Linked DNA regions of Homo sapiens: all the other regions are linked to region 1. A link is a loop called in an ENCODE intact Hi-C map of the cell type or tissue named here. Cell type or tissue: PC-9. All regions are shown on one strand.

Region 1 (5,000 bases):
GCAAGTAATCCAACTTTCTTTCCAACATGAGCTTAAACATGTTTGGAAGAAGAAAAATAACTAACTTATTAAGTATGCCATTTTATTTTGCTTTGATTGTTCCAGAATTAGTTAAAGATAGGGAAGATAGCCCCCAAAATGTAAATTATCAAATAATCATAAAAGTAAAAATATTGTGCTAATTATTTCAAAAATGACAAATCAAACTGGGAATTGACATATTAAGAACGACATTTTCTATGTCTGGAATTTTTGGAGAAAAAGTTACTATAGATTAGATAATGTTTGAATAACTAAAGCCTGATTCTTAGCAGAAAAATCTCTTTTGCTTTGAAGTATTTTAACTTAAATGTTTCTAAAATCTGCCTTACAAAAAGTATGTCCTATATATCAATTATTGTTCTGAGGTCCAATGAACAAACAAACCCAAGAATGCTGGAGTTTTCACTTAGGTTGGGCCCACCTCCAAGTCTCAAGTCTCAGCTCCTCTGAGGTGGAGACTGCCAGGCATTTGATGGCTGGCTAGAGAGGAAGAAGGAATAGGGCAGAATGAACACTTTCACTTTGGTCTTTAACAGAGGTTTATCTCCATTCATAGAAAAATGCTGCCTGTGACAAGCAGTCCCAAGAAAATTCCATCAAAAAGTGGAATTACACTTTTTGTGTAAAGTGGATGGCACACAGTCATGGTAGAATAAACTTCATAGCTGTGTGGAAAGGTGCTGTAGACAGAGGGGAATCCAATCAATTAACTTTCTGTGGAATGGAACCACTTTCTACAGGGATCAGGAGTAGAAAACAGGGAGGGAGAATGAAAGCCCAAGAAGAAAGGCTGTTTCCCTGTAGCCAAAGGTGGGAAAGAAACCAGATTGTCCCCTACAACATTAGGCAGTGACTCAGTGCAAATCCTCTGAAGGCTTGAATTCATTTTGACTATTATGTGGATACTCAAATGGCTAAAATGAAAACGTCTCCGTCCTTAGCAATATTTTCAATTCAAGATCTGATTAAAAAGCAATGATACAGTCAGCAAGGGCTGTGAAGACCTCTGAACAAGGTAATGCCATCAGAAATAATCGGCTTTTTACAGAAATGGAGCGAGGTTCCCCTACACACAGACTAAGTGTGTGTATGAGTCACAAGCCAATCAGAAAGAAAAAGAGCAGAAACAGAAGAAGTTGTTTAAGAACATAATACATACTTTCAAAAAATTAAAGTTGGCATGGAAAACAGTAGCAATTTGCTGGACATCCTTACACTTAGTTTGCAGGTCACTGGTGTTTTACTTTTGGATTACAAACAGGCATTACAGGGGCCACGATCATTTTTGTGTGAATGGCCTCTAGACATTTAAAGAAGAACTTGTTCAGAAAGCAGGGAGATAAAACTACAGGAGTGAGTAGACCACAACCAGCAGCAGAATTAGGGTGAAGAGAGCCAGGCACTCTCCTCGGACGCAAAATTTAAAGAGGCAACAAAACAATGCAGGAATCAAAATCAATCATGTTTTAATGTACTATTTTTTAAAAACCAAGATCAATGCTAAAAGTCATGATGAACAAAATATCAAAATTTTAAATAAAGATGGAATCAGCGTTCCTGAGCCTTAGGCATGAACAAGCTCAGCTCAGCACTGTTATAAATCCTGTCATTATTTAGACTTTGACAGTTTGTTCATCATAGATTTTTATGCATTAATTTTGATTTTAAAAATATATAGCATTAAAATATTATTTATCCTGATTACAGGCGTTTTTGTGTGTGTGTCCCCTTAAATGATATGCCTGACCTCACCCCAGAGAGATTTAGAGAAAGCTCCATGGATAACTGCTCAGGGCAGACAGAATGCCCGAGACACGGTAATTCACCGTCTGTAAAAGCCACCAAGACACCTGCGATGGTTTCTAAAGTCTTCCCACTTCAGTGTTCCTAAATTAGCTCTAAATACTTACTTTTTAATTCAGGAAAGAAAAACAAAAATCACTGGCAAAAGTCATAGAGTTAAAATAATATTGAGAAGGATTTCTAGGTTAATACCCTGACTTCCATTTCAGAGCAAAATTTTAAGTTTTCAAACAGATCTTTTCCATCTCTGAGATTCCTAAACTCTAGCATGTCTGTGAACTCCTTATTAGATATTCAACTTTCTAAATTCACAGAGACTAAGTTTCTCTATATATTCGGCTTGTAAATCAATGAAGAGTGATTATTTTAAAACAGCATAAACTAGCATTGTTTTTACTTTTGTTTCTACGCGCCAAAAAAGAGGAAATATCCCTTAAAATGAAAACAAGTTTTCTAGCCACAGGAAGAAGACAAAATTCAAGTAACTAAATTATACCTATAAATATTTTGGCTGATCGTTCTAGGGCTTGAAGTTTTAATTAATTGGAAATATTTTACACAACGTTCAGCAATAACATCTATAAACATATAAAATGTGCAAAACTTCTAAAATGGCCTGGTCGTTAAAGTGTTAAAGTATGTGCTAATGGAAGCATAGCGAGGGAGCTCTGCTGAAGATTTCTCTATATGTCCTCACTTTGCAGCATAGGAAAGATTGCTCTGCCACCTATTGGCCTTCCTTATGAAATAGATTTAATCTTACCTGGTAGCAAGCATTTACCTGTTCCTGGACTTGGAGAAAGCCTCAACTTAGCAAACTGCAAGCAACTCCATCTGGTCCTCTCTCAGGCTTTTGGTCAAGACTGGGTCCACCAAGGAAAATAGCAGGACTCCCACTGTCACCTCTGTGGACCCACTCTGAGAGGCAGCGGATTACTCCCCTCAACTGCACTTAAGAAGGCCACATATTCACAGCACAGTGGGCCAGAGGCTGTTCAACAAATGCTTGCTGGCCCCACCTGGACACAACCAGGAATTTAGGCTGAATTAACCTCTCATTCTCCGTACATGGCCTGAACACATTAAAAAAGGATGTCCTCCCCCGAGGTGTTTGGTGGACCAGGATGGCAAAGAAATATACTAATTTAGCTCATCACTGGGTCCCACCCAGGAAATTCTACGAATGTGCGTGAGTTTACTTTGACCAGGTATCTTGACCTGGAATTTCTTGAATTAACTAGAATGAGATGAACCTAGTTGGGATGGGAACATCTAGGACAAAATGATAATTCTTTTTCATTTTCTTTTTTTTTTTTTTGAGACAGGATCTTGCTCTGTCACACAGTCTGGAGTATAGTGGTGCAATCACAGCTCACTGCAGCCCCAAACTACTGGGCTCAAGAGATCCTCTTGCCTTGGCCTCTCAAAATGCTGGGATTACAGGCATGAGCCACTGTGCCCAGCCAATGATAACTCTTGATTTTCTTTTCTTGTTGATTAAATAGCACCAACCACTAAACTTTAACCAGCTGGGTCAAGTAATCAATAATATTTGTGTTTTTAGCAGGGAAATGACTAACATGTAGCTCTAGGCAGTTGACACAGTCTTCTTGGGTATCTCTACCTCCTGCCTACCCTCCCTATCCACAATGCCACCATATTTGACAGCTTCAATGACTTCTCCATCGAGCCTCTCTGGTTCTAGTCTCATTCCCCCACCCCAACATCACCGACTCCTCCTCTAAGCTGCTTCCAGAGCGGTTTTCCAAGATGCAAATCTGGTGACATCATTCCTTCGTTTGAAATTCTTCAGCAGCTCCTCATCCCCCATCAAAGGAACCTCAGATCTTTATCATGGAATATGTGACCTTCTGAGATTTTACCTTCCTTTCCAGAGTCCTTTCCCACCAATCCTTCATCAGCCTAATCAATACTAGCAGTGGGGTGGAAGGAAGATGAGAACTGGTATAGCAGGAATGCTAAGAGAAAGCATCTTTCACTTGAATATTAAAATATTCAAGGGAGAATGAAGTTTTAAAGAGTCTTTTTGAGTCCATTAACAAAGTTAATAGAACAGAAGAACATTAGATATATGAAAAGTCCATCCATGGTGTTGTGAATCCATCCTATGTACTAGAACCACAGGAGGCAGCTGCCTGGCACGTCTTTCAGAATTTTTCAGGACATAGTAAAATTATCTTCATCCTTTTGGTAGCTTCTATTTAAAACACAACTTCAAAGGTCTAATATGACTAACTTCATTTAACAAATCTCTAAACAAGGAAAATAAGGTTTGCAGTACCCTTTTGCAATGGAGAAGTATACAGAAAGATCAAAGTATTTCCAAAAGTATTATGGAGAATTATTTATGTCTTCTAAAAGATTATATCCCTGTGCAGTTTCCTATGATAAGGACCTGGATTAACTTTGTTCTACAAAGAAAGAAAGCCTGATGTATTATATGCTTTTCCACTGCCTCCTTAAGTGGAGCCAAAGAACAAAGCATTTTCCAGGAGGAATGAAGTTGTATCTGTCCTCAGAGCTGCCTAGAGATCAAAAGAATCTTTCTAGCAGTTTTATTGGAAATTTCAGAGGCCCTTAACTAATATTTAGCTTCATAAATGATGGGTGTTACAGGGTGGGAAAAAATTCCCACTTGTAAACTAATGGGTGGTTGTCAATCATAATTTTTGAAAAATGTTACTTAACTCAAATAAATATATTTCTGATTTCTCCTTGTTAGTATGATGGTTTTCAGTTTGTTTACAGGTAATCTCTCAAACCATTGCTTATTTCTTATCTGCCCAAAGGTAAATAAATTGTGGTAAAGCAGCATTCTATTTTTCAGATGGGAAAAACGTACAAATGAAACTCTGTGAGCCTATTCAACTCCTGGGGCTGCTATAACAAAGGTCCACAAACAGAGTGCCTTAAACAACAGACATTTGTTGTCGTCGAGTTCTGAAGGCTCCAAGTCCACCATCAAGGTGTCAGCAGGGTTGGTTCCCTCTAAGGCTGCGAGGGAGAATCAGTTGCAGCCTCTCCCTGGCTTCTGGGGATGCTGGTGATCCTTGTTCCTTGGCATCACCCCATCTCCACCTTCGTCTTCTCATGGCACTCCGTGTGTGTGTGTGTGTGTGTGTGTGTGTGTGTGT
Region 2 (5,000 bases), 440 kb after region 1:
GCTGTATTTCCCCAATGCCTGTACCCCCATTGTATCTAGGGAGTAACTAACTTACTTTTGATTTTACAGGCTCATAGGCAGAAGGGACTTGCCTTATCTCAGAAGAGACTTTGGACTTGGACTTTTGGGTTAATGCAGGAATGAGTTAAGACTTTGGGGGACTGTTGGGAAGGCATGATTGGTTTTAAAATGTGAGGACATGAGATTTGGGAGGGGCCGGGGCAGAATGACATGGTTTGGTTCTGTGTCCCCACCCAAATCTCACCTTGAATTGCAATAATCCCCATGTATCAAGGGCAAGACCAGGTGGAGATAATTGAATCATGGAGGTGGTTACCCCTATACTGTTCTCATGATAGTGAGTGAGTTCTCACGAGATCTGATGGTTTTACAAGCGTCTGGCATTTCCCCTGCTGGCACTTCTTCTCTTGCTTGCCACCACATAAGACGTGCCTTTCACCTTCCACCATGATTGTGAGGCCTCCCCAGCCACGTGGAACTGTGAGTACATTAAACTTCTTTTTCTTTATAAATTACCCAGACTCAGGTATGTCTTTATCAGTAGCATGAAAACAGACTAATAGAGGGTGTTTGCAATTCTCCACCTCCACAGATTTCTTGGTGTGTGAGATAAGAGCTATCAGTGAGAAAGGACAAGGGAGAGTTTCTAAAACTGTCCACCCCAGCCAAAACAGTAAATCAAAAATAACAGCACATTCTGGGGTAGGGGTTAGGGGAGGTTTGGATCTTAAAGCTTAGAACTATCCTTAAAGACCTTAAGGGTGCAGGGGTATGTCCCCTCTCATATCACCATTTAATTAATTTGGTCCCTGCAGAAACCAGACAGGTCCTGGAGGATGACAGACTCCTGTAAACTCAAACAAGTAGCAGCCCACAGCTGGCTCTGAAGCTTCCTTGCCATATGTTGTATCTTCACTAAAGCACAGGCCCCAGGTACATGCTGTGCAGCCTTTGATCTGGGGACTGTGTTCTTTTCATCTCTATCAGAAAGGAGGATCAGAAACAGTTCACAGTCACTCAGAACACACAACAGTATTCACTTAGAGCACTGACCCAGGGCTATATTAACTCTCCCTACCATGTCATCATATTGTCTGAGGACACCTGGGCCACTTGGACCTCTGCAGAACATCATCGTGGTGATGACACTTGTAAACCAGACCCAATGAACAAGAAGTGGCAAGTGTGCTGGGACCTTTGTAAGTCAGACTCATAAAATAAATAAAGAGGCAGGAAAAGTTCTATGAAGCTTCAGGGGCCTGCCACATTAGTACACTTTTAAAAGTCCAGGATCTGCAGCATGCCAGGATAACTTGGCCAAAGTAAAGAATAAATTCTACATTTTACTCCCCTAAAACAAAGAATGTAACACAACACTCTTTGGATTCTGGAAATATTAATTCCACAATTGGGAATATTGATCACACCCACATGGCAAGGGACCCAAAAGGCTGCCAGTTTTGAATAGGAACCAAAACAGCAAAAGGTCCAGGCTGCAAGGCGACTGGCCCCACAGCTTGGCCAAAGGACCCAGCAGTTGCTAAGGCATTAGAGGTAGTGGTGACGGAAAAAGATACCCTGTCGTGTCTGGCAATCCACATTGGCAAATCACAACTCAGACACTTAAGAGTTCTAGAGCAACACTGTGCCAACTATAGCAAGAACGATATAACTTTGGAAAGAACAGCTCCTAGCATGCTGTTGGGCCCTGGAAGACATGGCATATCTGACCACGGGACACCAAGTATCAGCCATTCATGATGAGCCAGGTCCTGTCACACCCACAAAGCCACACAGCTGGGCAAGTGCAGCAGTAATTGATGGAAAGATGGAAACGGTATATCCTCATCAAGGGCATAGCAAGCTATGCAAGCAGGTAGCTCAGACCCCATATTATTCATCATTATTGCATCAGTGCCTCTCTTGAGCTCACACCTATGGCCACATGGGAGGTCCCTTATGACCAGCCCATGGAGGAGGAAAATACCCAAGATTAAATCAGTAAGTCAGAGTATCATTGACCCATAAGTCAGCTGAGTTTGAGGATACAAGCCAAAAATAGCCAGTGACCGCAGTACTGCCTCATTCAGGAGCTGGCCTTGAATGACAGTGGAGAGAAGAAATCCAGGGGACAGAGCTTTGGACTATGCACACTACATACTGAAGGGGAATTGGAAATTGCTAGTATGTAAATATTATTAGCTTCACACACTTTGATTGAACTTGGGTAGACAACAATATCCCCAAATCTAGCTGAGCCTTAGAATCAACTGAGAAGCTGTTGAAGAATGTGCATACCTAAGCCCTACCCCAAAGTGACTCAAATAGATGCTCCAGGTATAGAGCTCAGAAACTGACATCTTAAATAAGATCCTTAAGTGATTCTGATTTTGCTGGTCCTTGGACTGGTACTAGGAAACATTTGTCTAAGCGATTAGCAATGCCATAACAAAAACAAAAACATTAATAATAAACGCAAACACATATAACATTATGTGCTTAATATATACTTACCTTTAAATTCTCACAACCACTCCAGGAGGTATGTATTATTATTAATCCCATTGCAGATGAGAAAATTGAAGTTAAGTGACTTACCCAAGGTTACAGAGTAAGTGAATGACAGAGCCAGTGTTTTAAATTAGTCTTACTCTAGAGTCTTTCTGCTTAACCATAATGCCATAGTGGAAAAGGCAGTCAATAAAGGAGAAGGGAGCTGAAAAATCTGTAATCCAAAAAGCACATACAGTATATAGGGCCAATTTCTGCATTTACCTAAAATGAAGACAAAGTGTTTTTCCAAATAATTTAACTTCAACAGCTGAATCTGTTTACAATAGCATGTGAGCACCACCTAGTGGCTCTGTAGGGCTGCTTGAATAGTAAGTGCTCTCTAAGTACAATCAGCTCAACAGAAAAGTTATTAAAATTTAGTAGATGCAAGTTTCCAATTCCAGAAAGACAAATTCTATGACTTCAAAAATGTTTAAAAACATAGTGAGACTATACAAATTAGGGAAAAGATCAAAACAGGTGAAGTCAAAAATAGCAATAGAACTGATTACATATTAAGGTTTGTTTTTTTTAGTGAAAATACAATAAAACATGAAAGACAAAAAGCCATATGCAAATCATTTTTAAGTTTAAATTCTGATAATGAATTTACTTCAGGTATACACTAAAAACTTTTTTTTTTTTTTTTAGATAGGGTCTCGCTCTGTTGCCCAGGCTGGAGTCTAGTGGCGCAATCTTGATTCACTGCAACCTCTAAAGTGATTCTTGTGCCTCAGCCTCCCGAGTAGCTGGGACTGCAGATGTGCACCACCATGCCCAGCTAATTTTTTTTTTTTTTTTTTTGTAGAGATGGGGTTTCACCAAGTTGCCCAGGCTGGTCTCAAACTCCCGGGCTAAAGTAATCCACCTGCCCCAGCCTCCCAAGGTGCTGGTAAAAACCTTTTGACTCATCACCTTTTCTAGGAGTGATCCTAATTCAGCATCTTCTTCCTGCCCAGGCATTAAGACACCATCTGCTCCTGCCTCTCTCCCAGGAGACCTCAAAGCAACCTAACGAGATAAAAAGGGCTGGAGATTTACAGGTCCACTTCCTGTCTTCTCTTCTTCTCTGATGTCTGTGAGGTTCATTTTCTCTCAAGATCTATTGAATCCAAATATACAGAGCCAAGGCAGGGCAACCTCAGTGACAGGCAGCATCAGTTCTGAGTACACACCATGGGGGCCAATCTGGGAGGTGAGAAGCAAAGGCTGGAAAGAAAGTAGCAAGGTCCAGGAGCAAGAGACGATGTTGAGGTCCCAAGAATCTAATTCAGAGCCAACGCCAGGACACAGCAGAGTGAGAAGACAGAGTGTGGTTCCATGAACAGAGCCTGGCCTCCATAGCCTCTGGTGAGGTGATCTTTCCAGGGCCTAGAAAGCATCAGCATTTCCTGGGTTTTTTTTGTTTTTTTTTTTTTTGAGACAGGGTCTCACTCTGTCTCCCAGGCTGGAGTACAGTGGCGCAGTCTCAGCTCACTACAGCCTCTCCCTCCTGAGTTCAAGCCATTCTACTGCCTCAGCCTCTCAAGTGGCTGGGACCACAGAGACACCCCACCATGTCTGGCTAATTTTTGTATTTTTAGTAGAGACAGGGTTTTGCCATGTTGGCCAGGCTGGTCTTGAACTCCTGATCTCAGGTGATCCATCTGCTTCTGCCTCCCAAAGTGCTGGGATTACAGGCGTGAGCCACTGCACCCGGCCATCAGCGTTTCTTAAAACGCCTACTCAAACTGATATGGTTTGGCTGTGTCCCCACCCAAATCTCATCTTGAATTGTAGCTCCCATAATACCCACGTGTGGAGGGAGGGACTTGGTAGGAAGAAATTGAATCATGGGGGCAGGATTTTCCTGCTCTGTTCTTGCAGTAGTGAAAAAGTCTCACGAGATTTGACAGTTTTATAAAGGGCAGTTCTTATGAGATCTGATGGTTTTATAAAGGGCAGTTCCCCTGCACACGCTCTCTTGCCTGCCACCATGTAAGAAGTCCCTTTGCCCTTCCTTCGTCTTCCACCATGCTTGTGAGGCCTCCCCAGCCCTGTGAAACTGAGTCTATTAAACCTCTTTCTCTTTATAAATTACCCAGTCTCGGGTATTTCTTCATAGCAGTATGAAGATGGGCTAATATATCAGCATTAAGCAGAAGAAAAGCTCTTCCGCAGGATTTACATGTGGATGAACCTCGAAAACACGACGCTAAGTGAAAGAAGTTGGATACAAAAAGCTACACGTTGTATGGTTCCATTTGTATGAGCTATTCATAAATCCACAAAGACAGAAAACAGACTGGTGCCTGTAGAAGCTGAGGGGGAGGAGGGAATGGGGAGAAATTGCTTGATGGGTCTGGGGCTTTACTTTGGAGTGATGGAAATGTTTCAAACTAGACAGAAGTGTTGGCCATACAACATTGTGAATGCAACCAATGCCA
Region 3 (5,000 bases), 170 kb before region 1:
TGCCACTGCACTCCAGCCTTGGCGACAGAGTGAGACTCTGTCTCAAAAAAAAAAAAAAAAGTAATTTGTCACATAGAAGAGGGAGTGTCAACTGCATTATACCTCCAAATGTAAATGATCCTTAAAGAATGACTGCATGAGGAATAAGGGCCAAGTGTCATGAGAAATGTGCCATGACAGAGTGTCACAGAGGTTTCAGAGGAGGACAGTCCTTCCACATGGAGGAAGTCAGTCAGTGTGCTTCCTGTTGGGAGGAAATGCTCCTGAGAACTGCCGTGATGCCCATGAGGATGCGAGTGTGTGTGTATGCTTGTGCACCAGCCAGGATGAACGTGCACAAAGAGCAACCTCCCTTCTCCCCATGCGAAACATATGGAGAACTTGGTGTGGGTTCTTCAACTCCAAGCCTGTGCATGAGACTCCAGATAATTGTCGGGATTGCACCAGGGGGAAGGGAGGGGGAAAATCAGAAGGAAAGGCTTTCCAATCTCCCCTGATCATTTGCTTTCAATCCAGAGAGATATATTAATGGTATGAGGATAGCGGCCTTCTCAGTCTAGACTCTGCCACAAGAGAACATGCCTCCAGGTCAATCAAGAAGGGGCCCTGTGCAGACAAGTCAGGCTCTGCACTGGAAGGTCAGAGGCAGGTGTGGTTGCCTTTAGGACCTGCAAATCTTGCAAGAGACCTCTGACTTGGTCCCTGATGTTCCACCCACATGCTGTCAGAGAGATGAAGGCAGCATGATGAAAGGACGCAGACTTGGTTCTATGTGGGATAAAGCCATGTCTCAAAGCCTGGCCCATGGTGTGTGTAATCAGGGCCCTGCTTCAAAAAGCAGATGATGGGCCCCACCCTAGATACATTGAATGAGATGCTCCAGAGAATGAGGCCTAGCGGTGTGCATATTTAACAAGCTCTCTGGGTGATTCTTGTTCACCAGGAAGTTTAAGGACTGAGAAGAAGGCTATAGACAGCCAGCCAGCTCCATCTGCAGCTCTGCTGTCCAGGTGTGACCTGTATTCATCTCAGTGCCAAATGAGTCATCACAGTCTGCAAGTTTTGTGCTGAAGTTGCTAAGAAATACCGAATTTAAGAAATATACAAATATAAGATATTCTATACATAGTAAAATATATAAGAAATTAGATATATAAGAATAGCTCCATTTTGAAGACTCTACTAAGTACTTACTTAATATAGTAACTGATGAATCTGTATTGTGAGACAGATTCTACCTCCTTCTCTCTCATTGTACAAGTATCACACTTGTAGCCCATTTTACAAGTGAGAAAACCCAGGCACAGGGTTAAGCATTTGCTCAAGACGTTAATAGCTATTGGATTTAAATGTGGAGGCAGGATTCAAACATGGGCCAGCTGACTCTGGGGCCATCACCTTTAAGTACGAGGCACTGTTGTCTCCCGACAAGTTAAGAGAAACTGAACTGTTCTGAATGCAACCTTGAGCCTGGAAAATATGCTTGGGCACATGATATAGCATTGTTGACAAATCTCAGGACCACTATGGGAAAGCAAGGGTCCTAGGCTAGACCGTGTTGTTTGAGGTTTATCACATTGCTTTTGCATCTCTAGACTTCCATTTGCAAAGCTGTATAACAATAGTCTCTGTGGCATTTTCTACCTTTTGAAATCTCTGTCCCAATTGAAGAGCAAATTAAAAATGGGGCACCAACAATATAGGTTAAGTCAGGTATGAATTCAGCAAAAGGTTCCCACAGTTCCCAAAGAGAAATGCTACATTCACCTGAGAACTTCATAAAAATATAGATTTCTGGATGCAATCTCTCAGGGAACTTCATTCAGGGCACCAAAACGTCTCTTAGGAATTTTGTCACTTTTGGATGATCCCGGGGTTGAGAACAATAACCTGCAACAGTATTAGGATTTGAAAACCTTGCATCCTTGTTTTGATTTTTAAGGTCAAGTCCTCACAAGCTTTTCAGTGAGAAAATTGTCCTTTTTTTCCTCTTTCTCTGTTCTTACCTCCCCCCTTCCTTCTCTCCTTCCCTTTTCCACTCTTTCCTCAAACATATATTGAACACATAGCAGGTGCTAGGTCTTATGCTAAGTTTGGAAAATACACCTCCTGCATGAATGGAATGTATATTGTGTGTGTGTGTGTATGTGTGTGTGTGTGTGTGTGTATTTATGTGTGTACATGCACACAAGAGCATACACCCTGAGAAAGCAAGGAGGCTCACAGAGCTATGTGTGCTGCCTTTTCTTAGCAACTTTAACTCTAAAGAGTCCTGGAAAACCCAGACTATTGACTAGATTGGAGAACGATGATAAGCTCCTTCTTCAACTACTCTTGCCGGGCACCCTCATGACTGCCGTTGGCTTCTCGGCCCACGAGTCTAATCACTTGTGTTCATTCCTGGCTTGTGAGTCACAGAGGAGTCATCCCTGACCCTGACCCATAAGAAGAATGGTCATTTATTTACCCTTTGAAACGTGACCAGGTGGCTCATTAATTTTGCAGCATTAATTCTAAGGGGAAATGAGATTCCAACCAGCGTCATTAATCTTGTAAAAATACAGCCACGAGAAGAGAGCATCGATAATCAGAATGTAATTTTCTGAGTTAGGAAGTGGTCAGGACATTGGTGTCAGGGATCCGGCACATCTAAGGTTTTCATGGCATTCTCGCCAATGGCCCAACCAGGTCAAGGCAATGGTTTTAAGCCTGGAAGAAAAAGACCACTTCAAAGGTTGTTGATTCCTAAGATAGAGCTTAGACCCTTCTCTGGCAATAATAAGAATGACATCTATTGAATCATTAATATCTGGTTGTTAATCATTCTAACTAAATACTTTTTTTAACCAATACAGGTCTATTTAAGATATTGGTTTATAAAGTATTGCTGCTCAGAGTGGCTCAGTGATGGTCAGTGAGTGACCTATTTATTCACATTAATACACTTTGTTTAACTGTCAATCTTTCCATAGCCTGTAATCTCTTAAAAATGATGATGATGATTTTCATTAAAGGAAGCTAAGTCTTTTTCAATAATTCCATCTACAAGCAAAACCTCTCCTAATTAGTTTATATCCTGTAAATTCAATCCCTTATTGCTTTTGTCTTCCACTGAAACTAAAGTATTATTTAACCAGATTTATTTTTTTGTCCAATTTATTTATCCTTTCTTATTTTCAATCATTCAGTTGCAGCCTTTTTCAAAATACATTCCTATTATCTAAAGCTTTGGAGGAAAATTTGCTGCTGAGAATACATACAAATATCTGACTTCGGTGTCACCTACCTTTTATAAGTAAAACAAGCAAACAAAAAACAAAGTAATGTGGATATATACCCTATCATTTTATAGGCCCAATTTAATCATTTTTATTGATAATATAGGATGTGGAAAAGGTCTTCAGTAGATTATGTTATACCTGCTCCTAATTATTCAAGACATGTAACTAGTTATATCATCTACCACCATGGAAAGAACGAAAACCAGCTAAAGAGGGCATAAAATTAATGTATGACTTCCATGTCACAAAAAGAAGAAATGACATTGGTGGCCAGAACGCAATGCTGATGAATGAAACTTTGGTTTTGTTTCATAATTGCCTGCATTGACATGAGGGACTGTGCATTTAGCCCTAATAATCAGATAAGAATCAAGAGGCCACTCACACGCAAAGTGACTTCAACAGATCTTTATTAAAAATCTTTTCTCAACTGCTTGGCTGTATTTCTTAACACAGAGAAAAGTTTCTTCTAAAAATACCTCCTTCTTCTTGCTGCAAATCAATTGCTATTATTTTCTGTCACCAACTGGCTAATACATAGATTGTCTCTATTAAATCCATAGGACATTAAACTTATAATATGGCTTATGACATGCGAGAGATTGTGTGTCTCCACAGATTGTAGGCTTCTTCTGAAAAATTTATCCAGAACAATTCTAAGGAAAAGGTACATTTCCAACGTTTTTGTGTACTGTGGTGGGAATAACAGCAACACATCTATCCATTCTTCAGAAGGTTCTAGATAGAAAAGTCTTCACATCTTTGTTTATGGATGTCTCAACATTTCCCCCGATACCTTCCTGTGTCCATTAATACATACTGATAGGCAAGACAAAAATAAATCAGTGCTATTTATTTTTCACAGGAAATCTCATTTCCACTAGGCATCTCAACGTGTTTTGACTTTTCTCCTTTGGTTAGAGTGTCTTCAGAACATATGAAAACTGTCAAATATTAATGCCAGTTATATAATTAATCTCACCATCAGCAAATTTTTGTAAAACTTTAAAATAGTTTTTTTTATATTTGCTGGAATCACTGAAACAGAATAAGTACTAAATATTGGCAAATTACTCTCCCATGAGGCTTTTAGGGTAAGATGCTCAGTTTGTTATATTGGTGAGAAGTATCTTGATGAATGTGTCATTTAACTCGTGTGTCAATGGCAAATTAATTTTGTTATAGAAGAAGAATCGACTTATTTTTAATTTAAAACATGAGAAATGCCAGCAGTCGAAGCGACTGTTGGTTTAACCACATCTTTTCTAAATTGGCAACACAAGGCAATGGTCTAAATATAAGTACTGCAATTGTGGTTTTGGTTTCAGAACCATTGCACAGTTGTTAGTTACCATAGTTGAGCAGAGGAAAAAAACTGCTCAGGGTAGGGAAAGGAATTTGCAGACTGCCACGGCAGGTTAATTTAGACTAATTTGGACCCCAATCATGAGAGTAACACATGTCCTCTGGAATTATTTTGCCAAGCTTGTGCTGGGTAGGTTAACAAGAAAAGAGTTCACTGGTTTTTAAAATAAAAAGAACAGAGAGATGGGCAAAGGTACTTAAAAAAATCTGATGCACAAACCATGTTTTCTAATTTAAAATACCTTAGTTGGAAGCCAAATCTTGAAATCTAGCTTTTGGATTTCAATGTCTTTCAATATGCCAATGGAAGCTGGGTATAACGATTACTACACAGATTTGAAATTAAGATTTGTG

The links. A loop is a pair of places that touch in the nucleus more often than their neighbours do. Peaks named below come from ENCODE experiments on the same cell type or tissue, not always from the same donor. Only the 100,000 strongest peaks of a DNase experiment are listed, where the experiment ranks them.
Region 2: a loop joins it to region 1, with 8 times the contacts of the local background. A loop is called at or near these places in 20 of 110 quality-filtered maps.
Region 3: a loop joins it to region 1, with 13 times the contacts of the local background. A loop is called at or near these places in 2 of 110 quality-filtered maps.

Annotation. Positions count from the first base shown.
Region 1 is chr21:35,398,058-35,403,057 of GRCh38, forward strand. All of the region lies in intron 2 of LOC100506403 (a long non-coding RNA gene), which reads right to left. Among named protein-coding and RNA genes, the nearest start is that of MIR802, 320 kb to the right of the region's middle. RefSeq lists a silencer at 2,434-2,728. In PC-9, CTCF peaks have their summits at 2,578 (motif pointing left) and 2,785; a DNase peak (open chromatin) is centred at 2,564; H3K27ac peaks cover 2,190 bases.
Region 2 is chr21:35,837,516-35,842,515 of GRCh38, forward strand. No RefSeq gene overlaps it. Among named protein-coding and RNA genes, the nearest start is that of MIR802, 120 kb to the left of the region's middle. In PC-9, CTCF peaks have their summits at 2,871 (motif pointing left) and 3,071; no DNase peak of the experiment used is centred here.
Region 3 is chr21:35,230,329-35,235,328 of GRCh38, forward strand. No RefSeq gene overlaps it. Among named protein-coding and RNA genes, the nearest start is that of RUNX1, 180 kb to the left of the region's middle. RefSeq lists enhancers at 1,729-2,928, 2,204-2,498, 3,611-5,000. In PC-9, no CTCF peak of the experiment used is centred here; DNase peaks (open chromatin) are centred at 993 and 2,413; H3K4me3 peaks cover 398 bases; H3K27ac peaks cover 3,322 bases.